Linked DNA regions of Homo sapiens: region 1 is linked to region 2. The links are chromatin loops, found by intact Hi-C in ENCODE. Cell type or tissue: gastrocnemius medialis. All regions are shown on one strand. Region 1 overlaps TAB2 (TGF-beta activated kinase 1 (MAP3K7) binding protein 2). Region 2 overlaps TAB2 (TGF-beta activated kinase 1 (MAP3K7) binding protein 2).

Evidence for each region. Peaks named below come from ENCODE experiments on the same cell type or tissue, not always from the same donor. Only the 100,000 strongest peaks of a DNase experiment are listed, where the experiment ranks them.
Region 1: it touches region 2 in a loop (4-fold over the local background); 10 of 110 quality-filtered maps call a loop at or near these places.

The regions. Positions count from the first base shown.
Region 1 is chr6:149,337,934-149,340,433 of GRCh38, forward strand. All of the region lies in intron 1 of TAB2 (TGF-beta activated kinase 1 (MAP3K7) binding protein 2), which reads left to right. Among named protein-coding and RNA genes, the nearest start is that of TAB2, 21 kb to the left of the region's middle. In gastrocnemius medialis, no CTCF peak of the experiment used is centred here; no DNase peak of the experiment used is centred here; H3K27ac peaks cover 1,228 bases.
Region 2 is chr6:149,409,548-149,412,047 of GRCh38, forward strand. TAB2 (TGF-beta activated kinase 1 (MAP3K7) binding protein 2) reads left to right here. Exons shown (of 7, transcript NM_001292034.3): 7 at 30-2,060. The coding sequence ends at 172. Among named protein-coding and RNA genes, the nearest start is that of SUMO4, 11 kb to the left of the region's middle. In gastrocnemius medialis, no CTCF peak of the experiment used is centred here; a DNase peak (open chromatin) is centred at 1,246; H3K27ac peaks cover 2,327 bases.

The DNA.
Region 1 (2,500 bases), 72 kb before region 2:
AGCTGAGATGCATGGAGTCAGGTAAGAGAGAGTATCAGGAAGAAAGTTAAGTATAGGGTGCCTAAATTAGGATTCCTAGAATAATATTATACAGGTCCACAATGCTTTATCTGAAACCCTGAGGCCAGCTGTGTTTTGGGATTCAAACATTTTTGGATTTGGGAAAGGTAACGTGTATATTGTATATTACATAACTCTCCCAGCAAGGTCTGAGGTATCATCCTGTAACTAGACACTAGTATCTCTGCAGTGAAGGTGAAAATATTCACAGTAAGTGGGCTAAATCAAGCCTGTAAATAACCTTACATCGGTTCAACTCAGATTTTTGCCACCACCAAATGAGTTTCCATATGAAGCTTCGTGGAAAAATCTTGTCCTGACATTTTATTTCAGAACTATGGAAGTAATTGTGGACTGTATTGACTGTAATAACCATTGAGGAGAGTCTTAGAAGTTGTATTTTAAGGAATGTTAATTACAAAATGGATGCGATTTCAAGGAGTTGGGTAAAGGTAAAGAAAGAGAAGAGAGAAGAGTTAAGGTAACTTCACTTTGCAGGCTGAAAAGAAATTGCTATTTCTGACAAAAATGGAAAGTTGAGGAGGGAAACTAGTATTGGAAGAGTTTAAGTTTAAACATAAGTACAATTAAGATGAAACAACATATTTTTGCTTCACATGAAAGCTTGGAAGTTGTTGGAGTGTAAAATTTCCTTTTAAAATGAAACCTAGAAGGAGCTTAACAGCAACCTACAAGGAGCCTAACAGACTGATGTTGATTGAGATCTTAGTGTTTCTGAATTGATAACAGAAATTATCGATTGGAAAGGTGTGCCTAAATAAGTGAAGGTTGTGATCCTACTCATGGAACCAAACCTGGAAAACAGAATAAAAGGGGTAGAGTGAGATAATTCACCTTGTAGCAGGATTCTTTTCTGTATGGTTGAATCATTCCTATGGCTATATTTATTATAACGTGAATATATTTAGAGTAGTAATTGTTCAGCAGCAATGGGAGCTGCCATGTGCCAGGCACTGTTCTAAGTGCTGTAGCAAGCAGTCCGTGCTGTTTCTGTCTTTTGGACTGGGTCAGGACATCAACTCACGTGGGAAGCACAGATAGCGTAATTTTGTTAGAAAATCTAGGATATGACCGGGCACAGTGGCTCACGCCTGTAATCCCAGCCCTTTGGGAGGCCGAGACGGGCGGATCATGAGATAAGGAGATCAAGACCATCCTGGCCAACATGGTGAAACTTGGCTCTACTAAAAATACAAAACTTAGCTGGGTGTGGTGGCACGCGCCTGTAGTCCCAGCTACTTGGGAGGCTGAGGCAGGAGAATCGCTTGAAGTGGGGTTGCAGAAGCGGAGGTTGCAGTGAGCCAAGATCACACCACTGCACTCCAGCTGAGTGACAGAGTGAGACTCCGTTTCAAAAAAAATGAAAAAAAGAAAAAAAATCTAAGATATAATTAATGCATAAATATGTAGGATTAAGTAGGTTTTAACTTTTTTGTCTGCCATTCTGTAATTTTTAAATCCACTTTAATAAATGGACTCATACATTGACACTGTCATATAAGTAAACTCTCTTAGAAATAGGGATAAGTGTTTTTTAACAGGAAAGAAGCACGGCCCAATAATTAATCTTTTTTATTTATTTATTTATTTATTTTTTTTTTTTTTTGAGACGGAGTCTCTGTTGCCCAGGCCAGAGTGCAGTGGTGCGATTGCAGCCCACTGCAACCTCCACCTCCCAGGTTCAAGCGATTCTCCTACCTCAGCCTCCCTAGTAGCTGGGACTACAGGTGTGCACCACCACACCCAGCTAATTTTTGTACTTTTAGTAGAGACGGGGTTTTACCATGTTGGCCAAGCTGGTCTCAAACTCCTGACCTCACTCAGGTGATCCACCCGCCTCAGCCTCCCAAAGTGCTGAGCCACCATGCCCGGCCTCAATAATTACTCTTGAAATTTGTTTAATTGCTCTGTTCATATTTACTGTATATAAATGTAGGCATTTACTTTACGATTCATAAGTAATAATGCTAATTTTTTGTGTTAAACTTTTATTCAGATTCTACTGACATATTATTTGAACTTTATGTTTTTCTTCTATTAAATAAGGGTGTTGGACTAGATAATCTATAAGGCTCCTTTCAACATCAAATCTATGATTCGGAATCTTTTAAGTTTCATCAAGTAGAATAAAAAGCTTAAACTACAATTTAAAGGAGATTCTCCTTAGATTATGCTGTGAGTGTAAATAAGATGCCAGAGGAACAAGTGAGAGAATGAATGTTATAACTTTACACCTACATCCTTTTGGCTAACATTAATAAGAGGCATAGAAATAAGAATTCTAAGAAACTAGAATGCAGAGTGTTGACCGGAAAAGAAGTTTTCAGAAAGAAAATTATTAGTAACGTCAAGCTAGTACAATAAAGAAGGAACCTTGGACATGAGGTTAGACAGCTACAGATACATTTCTGGTTTTAAC
Region 2 (2,500 bases):
TTATAAAATAATTTTTTTCTTTCTTACAGATCAAAGGTCCATCATCAAAACACCAAAGACTCAAGACACAGAAGATGATGAGGGAGCTCAGTGGAATTGTACCGCCTGTACTTTTTTGAACCATCCAGCCTTAATTCGCTGTGAACAGTGTGAGATGCCAAGGCATTTCTGAGCCAAATGGCCCTGTATCTTCTCTAAAACCACATCTAAAGTTCAAGAAACTAGTCTGTCATCGGGAAAAAGTTTCACTGCTACATAGGATTTTGTCAAATTGAAGGTGTGACAAGATGGTGTTCTGCTAATGTTAAATGTCAGCCCACAGAGCTAATAATACCTCAGTATAATGTCATGAGCAGTTGAAATTCATCACATGAAAAGTAATCTGCTGAAAGACTTGGTTGCCCACTGCCTAACTGTGTACAGTGTTACCAGTGTCCCATTATGGATAATTCTCAATATGTTAACACCTAGGTGTTCCCAATACCTTTTTCCCCTCATGTCACTACTGAATTTTGACAGGAGGAAGGAATAGAATGATAGCTTGTTTTATTTGTAAAGCTTTCAGTGAAACACTACATACACGAAGAAAAGGAACAAGGTTTAACTATTTAAGAACCATTTGCTGCCGCATAGTGCCATTGGATAGGGAAGAACTTCAGAAATCTGTGGTACTCTTGGCCTTGTCTTTGTCTTCCCTGAACGTGTCTCCACTCTGTGAAGCCAGCATCTAGGGGCTAAAGATGCAAAGGAAAGCAGCATGCATTGTCTGTACAAATGTGCAGCGAAATACCCCAAAGCTTTTCCTACTGTACAGATCTCTCGAGTCTGCTTTAAGTGATTTCTTTTCTTCTTGATTATTTTCTTATATTTCTATATGTATAGTGTAATAGCCTTTTGTTAACTAATTTTCTTTTTTCCTTTTAGTAATTAAGCACGATCATGTCCCTTTTTAAGCCTTACCTGAGAGGAACAATGCCTTAAAATAAAAAAGCATTAATGAGATGAAAGTATGCACAGAATAACTTTCCTCTACTTATTCTGTACTTTGCCCTCATGAGTTCCAATGTTGTGTGAAGACAGGCAGATGCTGCACAGTGAATTGCAGATGATATTACAGAAGTGATGTCTGTAGGTCACATTAAATACTGACTTGAGCAGTGGGTGACACAACACAGTGTTTGTCTTCCACAGGGAAGCTTAAAACAAAAGATATTTTTAACCCACTGACAGAACAACAAGGTTAAGCTTCATCTGCTTGGTGTCCCACAGAACTTGCACAAGCAGTTGTTATTGGGAAAGTACAGTCTCAAAACCAGCAACAGCAGCAGTACCTACAGCCCTTTTTTTGGAGAGAAGTTTAAATGCTTTACTGTTGGGGCAGTCCATTTCTAATCCTGACTTGGTGACAGTATCATGTGTATTTATAAAACAAGGCTAGCCATATTTAGGACAACTGAAGAAAAGCTGGAAAAAAAAACAAGCAAACTTGAACACTGAAGCAACCTCAAGCATCTCTTTATTTTGATGATATATTTTTGTAAGGAAAATATTCAGATGATCAGGAATGTATATAACTGAAATCAAGAAAAAGAACAGTATGCATTTAAAAAGACAGAATTATGAAATTATATGAGTGCTTAGAATGGGGCTAAGGGAAGTGCTGAAATAGAGCAAAGGATGGAAGATAATATAGACTACCACCCACTGTAAATGTTTGCAAGTGGCTGTGTTTTAAATGGGATTATTACAGTTGATCTCTATGAATGTCAGAGCCCTAACTTTCAGGCTTTGCATTTTGTATATGGGAAGAAATATGACAATCCTAGGTAATTAAACCATAGACCCAAAGCCCTTACGTTTGATGCAATTTATTTTTAAAATAGGCCTTGTTTTTCAGCTTCATCTGCAGTTCTATGTGAAGATTGATAAATCAGTTTTTACTTGTTTTATTAATAAAACGTAATTTGGATATCTTGAGTTGATGGTTTTGTGATTTAGCTGGGTAAACTATCTTTGTAACAGATAAGTTATTTATAAAAATTAAAAAACTTATATTCTAATGTGGATTTTGTGACTTGTTTTCAGTTTGTGGGACAGGAGATAATTTATACATCAGCAGATCATTTAAGCATTAATGGAAATCAGGGAAAACTTCTTCTCTAGAGTCTCCTTGTGACATTGTGATACTCAGCTGCATTTCTTGGACTGTTTTTATCAATTTCCCTAGACTTCTTTTTTCATAGTTTATGATAGTTTTCCCTTTTATTTCCTTTGGATTTTTCAAAATTTACCGCATTGTTAAAGACAAATGTGATTTATTGGACCATTTAACCTGAAGTAAACATTTAGTTAATATTTGTTCTGTCCCTTGATGTGTAATGCAGGTCATGAGGATGGTGGTGCTTCTCTTGAAGAGAACTTTTATATTTACAGTTTTCAAAAAATTACAAAAACTCAGGTGTTTTTCTCAGCCTGAAAAGAACAAAGTAGTATTTGCTGA